Linked DNA regions of Mus musculus: regions 1, 2 and 4 are each linked to region 3. Evidence: chromatin contacts called from ENCODE Hi-C or POLR2A ChIA-PET data. All regions are on one chromosome and are shown on one strand. Each heading gives the region's core, a stretch centred on a gene start or an enhancer-like site at or near the end of the contact. The rest is flanking DNA. Distances are from core to core; before and after follow the strand shown.

Region 1 (3,021 bases), core at 106-2,605, 1.3 Mb after region 3:
AACAGGAACTTGGAGACACTGCACCACAATTAGTGATACTAATAAGAAAGAAACTGGCATCAATTAGAGAAATCAAGTGAGAGGAAAATAAAACACATTTTGGTGACCAGAAATGAAGTGCTCTATGCAGTTTGTCAGGACAAAATAGAACAAATATTGTTTTGGGTTGTTTTTGGTTTTTTTGTTTTGGTTTTGGTTTTGGTTTTGGGGGGGGGGTTGTTTTGTTTTACTTCATAAAACATACCATCTCTGCTCAGTATTGAAGAAATCTAGATGTTCAACTCTTCTAGGTCTTAGGAAGCCAGAATATATAGCATCTAAATCTAAAAAAGAAAAACAAAATTGTTGGAACTAGTTTGTGCCTTCCACCAAATTTCAGAATGTGGGAAATCCTCTAGCCACAGGAAGTAATTTTCAGTGACCAGTGACAGGAAAGGATAATCAAACTCTACCAATTCAAATTCAGAATGTTCTTGTGTGCTATGTTGATATGAGATTTTGGCACCAATTTAATATGGTAAGATGGTAAAGAATCTCTTGGAGGGGGGCAGGTTTATGCTTTAGACACCCTGCTGTCAGAGCAGTGGAGATCATAGTAGGGGTTAGGACGAGGAACCAGGAAACCCTCAAACTCCATGTCAGGATAATAATCTCATGAACCATGGTGATGGTTGGAAGGAAAAGATCAGGAGGTAGAACAGACACTTGAGACATGCAGACCATAGAACAAGAAAAAGTCTGCAAAGCCCACAGACTACTGGCTTGGATTGCTGGGGCTTGTAGCATTATCAACAGGATTGCGTAGGACATGTATGTATTGTTCAGCAGGTATTCATTGTGCCAATTGGGCCTTGTCCTCAGTTGTATATCCACTAGCAAACCTACCAGGCTCCAGTTCCACACTCTGACCTTTATTAAATTAAATGGGTCAGAAAACAAAACAAAACAAAACAAAGCATGAATGAGGGAAAAAGACTTACAGGGAAGAGAGGGACTTGAGAGGAGTGGGAGGGAAATGAGGTGAAGATCATGGTAATCAGAATACATTATATGCATGAATGGAATTTTCAAAATGAATTTAATTAATATTTTTTTTCAAACCTAACAATTCATTCCCTTCCTTTTGACCGTGGACTGAAAGTAATGATTCTTCATGCAGAAACAGAATGCCACAGACAGCCCCAGGCTAAATTAGAAAAGAAAATTCAATTTCAACCTAATTCTTTCTTTGGAAATCAATCCTTAAAACATAGCAACCACACTGCAAAAGGACTGCGTAACCCGATGGAAAGGCTATATATCAACCACAGATCCCTACAGAAGTCCCAGCCAAAGTCAGTATCACGTGCCAGGCACACCAGTGAGCAGCCATCAGCTAATTCTAATACCCAGACTGTGGGGTGACCCTATGGATGCTAACTGGAGCAGTGACATTTATATCCAAAACCGTCCCCTAGATAGCAGAAATCTGAGTATGCTAAATGCCATTGCGTTAAGCCACAAAGTTTTGTGAGTGATTTGTTATTTGACAACAGGTTACCAGAAAATAAGGATGACCAAAGACTCCACACTTAACTGCACAAAGGAAATTTTGTAGCAATATTTGTTCACCTGCTGACTTAGATGACAATACCATGAATATGTTTGTATACACATTTGACTATTGAAAACAGATTAACAACAGTCTAAAGAGTGGAACAAAAAATAACCAGGAATACCATCAAAAGACACAGAAAATTTAAGAGGCAGAACCCAATGACCTAATCTGGATTTTGGCCAAAATGCTAGGCTTGACTGGCTACCTCTTTCAAAATCAGTGCCACGGGACTTTTAATGAGTAGCCTAGATCAAGATTGCCCAGTCACCTCTATGTGAAATGGAACACCACTACAAATGACTAGCCAAGTGTATTTTTAACTAGAAAGTTTAGCTTGTAATTCATTTTGCTGAGTGCTTTTTGATACAAATATAAACTATATAAATTGGCTCCCAAGAGTGTGAATAGCTGCAGGTCAATTACCATAGTTCACTTTACATGCATTCTGAAGTACAAGAAAAGAGTTTTGGGAAACAATGTCTGTGTCCATTGTTCTGAATGTGGGGTTGAAAAAAACTTTGACAAAGACAATGTTTGCATGAGTCCAGGAGTAGTGCTAAGAGAAAAGAGGAAAGAGAGACTGTGGCTAAGGTTATGAAGTGGTAGACTCATGTATTATGTAAGGTGGGTATGAGGAGAGAGGGAGTTGGGTACAGATGAGTGTGTATAAACAAAACTAGAGGTGAAAACTCAAAACACAACAGAATAATCAAGTCCAGCTTTGTTTCTTTGCAGAGATATTTGCTGTCCCCCCAAACTACATGCTCTGGAGACTCTGACCCACTTACACTCTGTTACTTGCCTTTCTCTTCCAAAATACCATAAATGGGCCACTTGGAGGTATTATTTTCCTAGCATGTCCTCTGTGGAATGTTTTGGAAGGAATAAAAATAGGCATGGAATCAAAAGATCCTAGACTCAGAAGTCACGTCTACCTCTAGCGAATAATATAAGAATGTGGTTTTTGCTCTTTGTGACCATTTATTTCAACAGCTCAAAAATGGAAATATAGGACATACCTATGTTGGTTTGTAGTTCAAGAAAGGTAATATATGTAAAAAAAAAAATTACCACAAAACAACATGAAAGGCTAATTCAGCATGGTCAGTTCCCCCAGAGCACCTACTTCTCTGCATAACACTACTTGGTAGTTCGGAAGAGGCACTCCCCTCCCCACGAGGCCTTGGTTGAGCCTCCAAGCACAGTTTAGTTGCTCTCCTAATCCGTCTTAGCACCTTAACCATGTAGTCTTGGATTAGTATTATTACATGGCTATCTACCTCTTGTGGACATGGGACTTTATTAATTCCTTATGTGTTTTGTACCTTCATGAGGCTAGTCTGGGGATTGTTGTTTTGTAGTAACACCATCCATAAACATGCCATTTATAAAAATTAGTATGTGCTGCTTGAGCAGATAGAGAT
Region 2 (3,393 bases), core at 344-2,843, 1.9 Mb after region 3:
GAATACCTACATAATGATCTCAGGATCCTGAACATGCCGCCTGCCTCCACGCCTGGATCCCCTCACAGCCTGGTAGACCACACTCCTCTCAGCCATGCCCTGGTTTTAGCTCTGTTGCTGTCCCTGCCTCACAAAGGCACCAGGTCACCACTTACATGGCCACCCCACAGCACTTAGGCCATATTCTCACCTACTTTAGAGGTAACTGAATGTCCTTAAGTCACAAGAGCTTACGCACTGTACAGATGCAGTCATGTCAATGTTATCACTATTTGGAGACAACCCTCTCCTGGAGCCCTTGCACTGTCTGTGTGTGTTTAAGGAGCACATACATTTTGGGGCTTCCCATTTTTCTACATCTTTCCTCTGGAACTCAAAGCCAGCAACATTATTTCTTCCTACAAGTCCTCCCAGGGCTACTGGCCTCAGGGGTGGTAATTCCTTCCTCATTTTTAATCAGGTTGGCCAGCCCAGTCCTCTCTTTCTCCAGACTGATAAGCCCTGCCACGAGTGCATGCAGCTTTGCGTAAAGACACTGCCTTGAACAACAGCGAACATAATAAAAAATAGAAACGAACAATTGGATTAACACCCCAATAAGTAGCAGAGGATGAAAGCATGACCAGGACTTGAGGGAAGACGTCTGACATGACCAGACACGGATGCGTCCATGTTTCCTGGTAGTGCAGCGTAGAGGGACAACAGGAGGCTGCCAGACAGTACAATATTCCGGATATGAAGCCCAGTACAGCGTGCTTGCCCATTGGTGAATGCAGTCCGTCGTGGCTAGGCAGATAAGAGTGCAGCTTATATTCAGGCAAGTATGAAGGGCGCAAGAATAACTCTCAAAGCAGTATTGGCTGAGCACAAGGAGTAAAGGGATTTGATCGGGGAAGCATGCATATTAATGGGTTATAATGAGCAAAGCACACTCCAGGTTACCTGCCTTGCGGTTTTCGAGGAAGGGCCTCAAGGACACAAACAACTAGAAGGGAAGCTAGTGATCATTCAGAGGGGCAGCAGCCTCCCCCTCTCAGAATCTGCTCCTAAAAGTCCTGCGGAGCTTCAGACAGATGTTGACATACACCCTTTTCAGCAAGTTCAAACACCTGGTTTTTGTGCTCCTACAGGAAAGCAGCCCAGGAGCTTGGCCGAACTGAGCTTCCGAGGTTTGGGGGCGTGGGGCAGAAGACCTTATCTAATCTGTGTGTGGGGGGGGGGGAGGGGGGAGAGGGGCTGTGTGAACAAAAACCCTGGGGGCGTGGAGGCGTCAGCCTTTTTTTTTCCCTGCCTTCAGCAGGTGAGGAAGAGGTGGTCTTCCGTGACGTGTAACCTTGCCACCAAAGGCAGAGATAGGGCGACGCGGTTGGAGGCCTGGCGCTCAGCAATACAATCCACAACGTTACACGGAGCTCGCAGGAGGCGAAATAGAGAGGCTCTTACTAGCGGAGGGCGTGGCCTGGAACGGGGCGTGGCTCCAGGCAGGGCGTGGCCTGGAGCTCGGCAGGGCTTCAGCTACGGGGCGGGGCCCGGGGGCGGAACCGGGGGCGGGGCTTTAGCGCCCCGAGGCGCTGGCGGTGGTGGCGGAGAGGAACGGAGCGCAGGGGAGGAGACGGGCGGCTGTCCGCGCAGAGGGAGTGAGTCACCTGACCGCCGCTTGCCGCCTGCAGTCGGGCCGCGCCGCGTCTCGGCTCCGGTAAGTGGCTCGGGCGGTGCGCGGTGCCGTCCTTCCGTCCTTTCCGGGGGTCACCGGGGCTGGTGGCGGGCGGCCGCGCGGGCCTAGAAGGGGCGGCGGGCTGCGCGCTGTTTACGCGCTGCGCGGACTCTCTGGGCCGGCCGTGCCGGCGCCGCCCTGCACCGCGCTCCGCCGCGGGCCGCGTCCCGCTCCGCCTGCTGCGGGGGCAAGGCCGAGCGGGCCGGGGTTCCGGGACTACCGGGCGCTCCGCGCTTCCCTTTGTTGTTGCTTGGCGCACGTTTGTAATGTGGACTCGCACAGCATAGGCAGAGTGGGTCTCGATGTTAACGACACCAGCTTTTGTGTTCGTGTCCGGTAGGGCCAGGGCCAGCGCGTTTTCGATCTTCTCCGGGACTTTGGTGTCATTTAGTGGAATTGCGCCGATGGCTTTTATGTAGTGAGCTCTCTATGTTCAGCGTGCGCTGAGTCAAGGCAGACGTAGTAGTAATTCTGAAAGAACGCGTGTGGGAAAATCCTGCTCCCCAGACAGGCTTGGAAGAACAAAGACTTTTTTTTTTTTTTTCAGGATGCTGTTCTTTTTCCTTTTGGAGAATTGTAGAGTTGTGACTGCTAGCCTTGGAGGACGATGCCCCTGCTGGGTCTTTGTTTAGGCATTGAGCACTCCTCTCAGCTCACTGGGTTTGCAGGAAAGGCAGTTCAGAAAGATTAAAGGATGACCACTGTAGATTTTTGTTCGTGGCCGAGCTTTTGAGCTCTACAAATATTCAGAGAAATGGGAAGAGGTATGGGTTGGCCTATTCTTCCTGCTCTTGTGGTAGTGGTGCAAGCTCTGGGCTGGGCTTGAAGGCGCTTGCCACTTCTGGCTTTGGACATCGTAAGGGAGTCTAGAGGAAAAAAGGCTCCTGGTGAGTCATCTTGGAGTTGGGTAGCTTTGGAGGAGTGATCGCCTCTTGTTGTTTAACCGTCGGATCTGTCAAGTGGCTTCCCTTTGTTCGCTACGTTGGTTGGATAACAAGGTAGGGTGACTCTTTAAAAGAGTTTGTGTTGCTGAGTCATTCACCCCAGACTGAGAGGTAATTAGGAACAGCTGGTGCAGATACGCGCATCACATGCCTCCACTATAAAAGGCTGAGCTGCACACACGAGGGGTGGCTTCAGGAGGCCGGAGGGGGTCCAGCTGCGGGCTGTGTGTTTTGATCCAGGTAATCAGTGGCTGACGTGGTAGAGCGTGCTTAAGACGTGGCCAAGGAACACCGAGGTGGTGTTTAAACAGCAGCCTCGTGGCCTACTGCGGGAGACTCAATTTGTGCTGGAGGAAGCTGGATCTTTGAGATTTCAGATAGAAGTAAGGCAGTCAGCAGTATTATATCATTTCTTTCCCTTGCTGTCCTCGCTTTGCCTTTAGTATTTTGATGCAGAGTGGTGTATACATGCTTAAGTTATTCTTTATAATTTTTTTTTAAAATGAGGCCACAAAGGGGATTTCCTTTTAGGGCTTTTAGGTTTTCCTGCATAACTAGTTTCTGGGGTCAGGTGGTAAAGAATAGATAAGAGTCAGCGGGTCTTCTTGGGTCAAGGCTAAGAAGAGGGGTCTATGGATGTGTCTGTCTCTCTTGATTTTATGGATCTTGTGTAATTTCTTTTTGAAAAAAGAAAACACACACACACACACACACACACACAAACACACACACACA
Region 3 (3,353 bases), core at 454-2,953:
ACCTCCCAAGCAGGTTCTGCAGAGGGGCCCAACGGAGCCACCAGCCATCGGGGTCAGCTTTTCAAATGGGGGAAGGGGACAGACGGAAGGCCACAGAAATGAGATCACCACTGCCGTTGCCCAGGCTCCTGAACGCACATCCAGGTCACCATGGCTCCTCTACTCCGCCCTCCTTTGAGCGCTACGTGCTCACACGGACTGACGTTACAAAACTCAGCGCGAAACTACAACCTAGTTAAAGTGAACTCATACATTCACTAAAGGCATTAAAGGGATGGAGAGAGATTCTTCAGTGTAAGGAGTCGGGTTATTGGCTTCGCGGAGGAAACGCTTAGCCCTTATCTACAGGACCTCCGATTCTTTCTCTCTTTCTCAAATTATTAACTATTCGGGCAAATAAGTGTTCTAGCAGAGTATGGTCACACTTTTTTTGGGGGGGGGAGCGGGAAGGTCACGACCCAGAACTTCAATTCACTGCAAGTCTGAGTCATTCGCATTTAGAGGCGATCTGGAGTGTGACCCCAAGTCACGCCTCGTAAAGACTGAGAGATGGGGGTCACTCTTATACCTGATGGCTTTCCCGCGTCCTGAGGCGTGGGGTCCCGCACAGGCCACTGGTTCCGGGTGTTCTGGCTCTCGGGTCGCGAGTCGCTGGTTGGCAGGGTCTCGTCGTCCATGACGCCGCACTTGGCGCCGCCACTGCCCCGCCGCCTTCGCCTCAGGATGTGGAACTGCGGCCGTGCGGATGACTCCTCCTCGGGCACGGCAGGGGCCAGGCGCTCGGTGGCCACTCCAGGCGCTGGCTGAATGAAGAACTCCTCTCCTTGTAGGTAGAAGGCACCACGCACACCTTCACAGAGGCTGAGGGCTGCGGCAGAGCCGGGATCACCGTTCACCGTGCCAGAGTAGAAGCAGTGAGCCAGGTCCCCGGTGGGGTCCAGATGTTGTGCCTCGGACCCGGGACTGCGCCCCACAGTCTGCAGGGTGAAGCCAGGCGCCAAGAAACCGCTGTCCGGCTGCAACTTCAGATGTAGCTGCTGGCCAAAGGCGTCCAGACGAAGGCGTGTGGTGGTGGAATCGTGGCCCGGGGCGCGCTCCAGCGAGGGCAGGACCAGCTCCTCATCTTCCTCCGTGGGGCGCCCGTGTGCGCCCCGCGCACATAGCAGCATTGTTATGGAAGCGAGGAGCAGCAACAGCATGTGTGCGGACAGAGAGCCCCGAGATCTCGCTGCCCGCTGGACGTCCCCCATGTCGGAGCAGGGCTTCTGCTTGCGTGACCCCAAAGGGACTTTTGGCTGCATGGCACCGCACCCTGCACCGCAGAGAACTCTTGGTCTGGATAGACGTTTAGACGCGTAGAGCTTCGCTGGCCTGCTCCTGATGCTTAAAATTCACGATCACTTTGATGGGAAAGTTCGTGCAGAGCTAGCACCCGAAGCTCCGGGTCACTTAGAAAGATTCTGCACTGGCGCGCGGGAATTTTTTCATTCCAGCACCGAGTTGGTGGCTCCGCACTGCTGGCTGCTGCAGGACCTAGAAGCGCCCCCGGAGCTGGGGAACAAGTCCAGAATAGGAGCCTGGACTCTTCGTCCTCCGCCTTGGCCCCGATTTGACTCGATCTGAGCAAGGATCTGCTCTCTCCGCCGGGCTGTGCGCTCTGGCCTTGCGATAGCACCTAGCTCGGAGCTGCTTTCTAGCGAGTGCAAGGACCAGGCAGCCCCGGCCGCCCCTTTATAGCCACATAGGAGCCCCTCCTTCCCCCAACACTGCGACACCGCCCCCTGAGCTCAGTCGGTGCTAAACCGAGCTCTGCGCCTCGGGGCCTGAAGGGGGAGGGGGCAGCCTCCGCCCTGGCCTCACGCCACAGCTCGTCACTCTGGGGGTGTAAGACGCCGAAACAGCGCTGGGACCAGCACTTTGTACAGCGCTGGCTGCTCTGGGGAAAAGAGTGAACCTTTAACTTCATCTCTCGGCTGCTGATTCCCGGACCACCCTGCTTCCTGTCGCCCTTCCTGTGCCCCGGCTGGGCTGCAGTTTCCAAGAAAGAGGGTCGAATTGAAAAGATTCCTCAACATTCCTTTTCTCCCCTAGTCAGAGCCTCTTCTGCCCCAAAGTGGGCTATTAGCTACAGCTGCCTTTTCTTAAAAAGCACCCTACTTTTCCGTCTCGTCTACGTTTCCATGGGCACCATGGCTAAAGCGTCCTTCTCTTTACCCCAGCTTTTCTTGGGCAAAGTGTTGATTCTGCGCTTCTCAGGAAGAGAAAAGAAAGAGAGAGGAAGAGAGAGAGAGAGAGAGAGAGAGAGAGAGTGTGTGTGTGTGTGTGTGTGTGGTGGTGGTGGTGGTGGTTCATAGAGCACCTCTCCAACTCTGGATTCTAAAAATCCACGTGGAACGACCTTAACAGTTTCCTCAAGTCCTACCTAGAGACCTCTGGGGTGGGGGGTGGGGGTGGGGCGATGTGTGTGTGTGTGTGTGTGTGTGTGTGTGTGTGTGTATCTTGGCTTTTTCCAGAATAGTCTATCTGGAACCAGCTTTAGTTCCCTAGAGACAAAAAAAAAAAAAAAAAAAAAAAAAAAAGGGATTTCTGCTTTCTCTTCTTCATTGGAGAAGCAACTCCCTTCTAGTCTGCGTTCTTCCAAAATCTTAACAGCAGCTGCTGCAGGCCGCAGGCCAGGCGGACAGATGCATCTAAGATTCCCCACTTCAGTATCAAGTCCAAAGCGGCGGCGGGGGGGAACGGTGTGGGGGGAAGGAGGGTTGGGTGATGGGGTGGAAGGAAACCGAGTTCCCCTCCCCCCCCCTCCCCGCTTCCTACCGGGAAGGGAAAGGCAGCATCCGCGTTACGAAAGTCACAAAAGCTGAGCCCTTCCAACCCCGGCCCCTAAGAAAAAGTCGAGAGAGGCTCCTGAACTGAGAAAGAGGGAGGGGTTCTGTGACCCAGAGGAAGGAAATAGTTCACAATGCTCTCACTGGCGGAAAGGCATTAGGACAAGCTTGAGAACCACAGCCCAAGTCCTCAGGCAGACCCGCGCGCTCACACCAGCTAGCTCTTGCTCCCTGCCCTGCCCAGTTCTGGGCTCCCGACTTGCTGCCCCACCCCCAACTGCTGCTCCGGTTGGCTCTTGGTTAATCCTTTGCTCCTCCCCAGATCTTCCTAAATTTGTGGGCCTCAGACAGTCCCTTGCAATCTTCCAAAGGTTTCTGGCAGACACTTTCCCAGGGTTCTAGATAGTCTTCATGAAAACAAACAAAAACTTTGTTTCCCACACCAGGGAATATCGAATTAAAAGAAGAAGAAGGAGGAGGACGAGGAGGAGGAGGAGGAGGAGGAGGAGGAGGAGGAGGAGGAGG
Region 4 (3,154 bases), core at 474-2,973, 1.6 Mb after region 3:
CATCCCTCCCCTGCAAAAAAAAAAAAAAAAAAAAGGGGGGGACAATTAAGCATGAAAGTACATACAAGTCACAAAGGAAGAAATTCCCTAGATGGACATATGAACCCAGGCTTAACCTCAATCAGCAATCGGACCAAATCAATCTAAAACAAATCTCTAATATTAGATCAACTCATAAATCTGCCACCAAAAGATGTTAGGAGTATACACAAGTATGGTTAGTTTGGAGAGTGATGGGGCACTATCCAGAGAAACTGAACCGTATGTCCACTAACAGATCTCCCACCAGGAACTGTGTGTACAGCAGTGGGAGAACACTAAGGATGTCAGTCTCAAGAATTGCAACAGACAAACCTGGAGCAAAGTCAACCTTCACATACATAAAAACAAATCCTCTGGGAAACAACTGAGAAAGAACGGCTATTTCATTTCATTGCTTGTATGCCAAAGACATTTTAAGGATGCATGTGAAAATAACAAATTCTCGCGGCACATGACACTCTAAAAAAATATTTCCGTATTATATTTAGATGTTTGTGCATGTGTGCACATGTATGCTGCCATACCCTTGGAGGTCTGAGAACTCTAAGAATAGGTTTTCTCCTTCCACTGTGTGAGTCTCAGGGACCTGCTCCATGTGCTCAGGTTTGGCAGCACCTACCTGCCTTTTACCAGCAGAGCTTTCTTGCCATTTTCAAGTCTGTATTTGTGATGCCGCCAGAGAACAGAAGATTTAACTCCCAGGAACTGGAGTTACTCTGTTTGTGAACCACCTGCTGTGGGTACTGGGGACCAAATTCTAGTCCTCAATAATAGCCTTATTCCAGAACCATCTCTCCAGCCCCTTACATTTTTTTAAAGACTATGATTTTCTGTATGTTATTTTTTTGCCTGTATGTATGGGCACAACAGTGACACTGACGCAGGAAGAGCAACAACCTGGAGCTGGGGTTATAGGGAGTTGTGAGCCACCAAACAAAGGTGCAGGAAACCAAACTTTTGTCTTCTTCAAGTGCAGTACAAGGTCTCAACCCCTGAGCACTTCCCCAGCCCTCCAAACCATTGTCTCTGTTTTGTTTCATTGTTTTTCGGAGACTGGATTTCTTTATGTAGCCCTGGCTGTCCTGGAACTCTCTTTGTAGAACAAGCAGAGATCTGCCTGCCTCGGTCTCCAGAGTGCTGGGATTAAAGGCAAGAGCCACCACAGCCCAGCCCAAACTATAATTTCAATGAATGAAAGTGTTATCCATGTATAATATTGTCAAATACAAAATAAAAATTAAAAGTCATAAAAGCTGGGCATGGTGCCACAGCTTTTATAGTCCCAGCACTCAGGAGACAGAGGCAGGTGGAGGATCACTATGAGTTCCTGGCCAGACTGGCCTACATAGTAAATTCCAAGACAGTGAGAATCTGTATAACAAAATTAAGCAAATAAAAGTAGTCATAATCTTATAGATGGGTATTTACATTTCAGTTGCTTAAAAAACAATAAATTTTGTAAACACTATTTTTGCAAGTGCTTACAAGTTTAAAAGGGAAGAAACTTTCCAAATGTCATTAGAATAAAGCAGTCACCTTAGTACAAAATAACTGACGATGCTCAATATTAGGGTAGCCGATAAAAGTAAGCACAAGTTGAAAACGGATGTTAGAGGTTGCTTAAAAGTTCCAGAGAGCCCAACAAGCTCTTTCACCCCAAACGCCACCCAGTGTAAGACAAAAGCGCATGCGCAGCAAGCCTGACGCGTGCGTACTCAACGCCCGCCCATAGGAAGCGGAAGGGAAAAGATGGCGGCGCCGAGTGTCCCCACGCCGTTGTACGGGCACGTGGGTCGCGGAGCCTTCCGCGACGTGTACGAGCCAGCGGAGGACACGTTCCTGTTACTGGACGCGCTCGAGGCGGCGGCGGCCGAGCTAGCAGGGTGCGAGGAGGGTGCGCGCCTCAGGGGGAGAGAACGGGGTGGCCGGGAGGCGGAAGCCGGAACTTGCCGCCCTCCTCCGGAAGTGGTGGGCCGGCCTACTTTCTGGTGATTGACAGCAGAGAGGGGTAAAGGAGGCGTGTCCGGCGGGCTGGGGTTAGAGCATCGCTCAGATGTTCCTGCGGCTTCAAGGTCACCCTGCCCTGCCTTTTAGCTGTTAATCTGAAGAATGTAAACGCGCCTCTGAGGAGCAGCCGGAGTTTAGCAACCAGAAGCAAGATGTCCCAAAACTTTCCTAATTTTCTATTTTAATTTTTTTAAGTGAATATGTAAAACTCGCCTTAGTGCAAGAATAACATCCTCTAGCAAAGGAAGAACACATAAGGATCAGTGAACTATTAAATTCACTCAACCTAGTCAAGGAACAACCACTAGCCGTCTGAGCACTTAAAGTGTTATTGCAACTGGGATTTTTTTGTTTTGTTTTGTTTTTTAATTGAACTGTTAGAATTTTAGTTGCATGTGGTTAGAACTATTAGGGAAGGTTTAAATAGTCACGTGCCTCCGCCGGTAGGATTTTCACTAGCCTGATTTGTTGAAGGATTGGCCATAGCTTTAATTGACATAAATAGTAAATGCCCACATGTTAACTTTTCTGAGAAAAGAATTTGAGCTGAGAACGGGAAAGATGGCTCAGCTGGTAAAGGCACTCGCTGTCAAGCCTGCAGACCTGAGTTCCGGCCTCAGAAACTACTACAGGTTGTTCTTGGAGGTTCAGTTACAATGCTGAGGACCATTCTGCACACATACATATAATCACTCTAATAAAATAGTTTGCCGAAAGAATATGGGTCATTAACTTAATGGCCAAGATTCCTACTGGGTGTCTCCAGAACGAAATAGCCATCATGTTTATTTATATTGTCACTTTTTTTCTGCCTATAAAACCAGTCTTTCTTCATAGATGGTGGAGCATTTTGAGCTACTGGAATATCTCGTGGAGCACTGAATTGTAACTTGAATGCTCAAAACAGCTCAGAAAAATTTACAGCTACAAATTGCATTGCTTCGTATGCTGTAATAGAGCTGACCTTGTTACAAAGGCTAGGAATTCTAGTTATTTTTGAGACCGTAATGATTATTTCCATAAAGAAGGCACCTGGTAAGATTCACAGACTTTACTATGACCCACTAGTGGCTTGCGTGTCCTGTTATGTGGGTCACATAGATAT

What was found. A loop is a pair of places that touch in the nucleus more often than their neighbours do. ChIA-PET counts read pairs that join two places held with the same protein, here RNA polymerase II (POLR2A).
Region 1: a loop to region 3 is called in a map of gastrocnemius, with 3 times the contacts of the local background. The contact joins the enhancer-like site here to the promoter of Adamts1 in region 3. A Hi-C loop is called at or near these places in 4 of 37 maps with a recorded cell type or tissue (Patski, gastrocnemius and heart). POLR2A ChIA-PET finds 5 or more read pairs at or near these places in 1 of 5 experiments (Patski).
Region 2: a loop to region 3 is called in a map of heart, with 8 times the contacts of the local background. The contact joins the promoter of Bach1 here to the promoter of Adamts1 in region 3. A Hi-C loop is called at or near these places in 1 of 37 maps with a recorded cell type or tissue (heart). POLR2A ChIA-PET finds 5 or more read pairs at or near these places in 1 of 5 experiments (Patski).
Region 4: a loop to region 3 is called in a map of heart, with 4 times the contacts of the local background. The contact joins the promoter of N6amt1 here to the promoter of Adamts1 in region 3. A Hi-C loop is called at or near these places in 1 of 37 maps with a recorded cell type or tissue (heart). POLR2A ChIA-PET finds 5 or more read pairs at or near these places in 2 of 5 experiments (Patski and embryonic stem cell).

The regions. Positions count from the first base shown.
Region 1 is chr16:87,066,370-87,069,390 of GRCm38, forward strand. No RefSeq gene overlaps it. Among named protein-coding and RNA genes, the nearest start is that of Gm38477, 19 kb to the left of the region's middle. Within about 2 kb of position 1,356, at least 1 of the 3 ENCODE cell types and tissues checked has a DNase peak (open chromatin) inside an H3K27ac peak, as active enhancers do; it is gastrocnemius, where a contact is called at or near this core.
Region 2 is chr16:87,697,361-87,700,753 of GRCm38, forward strand. It overlaps Bach1 (BTB and CNC homology 1, basic leucine zipper transcription factor 1), which reads left to right and starts at 1,594. Exons shown (of 5, transcript NM_007520.2): 1 at 1,594-1,696.
Region 3 is chr16:85,801,410-85,804,762 of GRCm38, forward strand. It overlaps Adamts1 (a disintegrin-like and metallopeptidase (reprolysin type) with thrombospondin type 1 motif, 1), which reads right to left and starts at 1,704. Exons shown (of 9, transcript NM_009621.5): 1 at 569-1,704. The coding sequence starts at 1,301.
Region 4 is chr16:87,352,462-87,355,615 of GRCm38, forward strand. N6amt1 (N-6 adenine-specific DNA methyltransferase 1 (putative)) reads left to right here and starts at 1,724. Exons shown (of 6, transcript NM_026366.2): 1 at 1,724-1,925. The coding sequence starts at 1,792.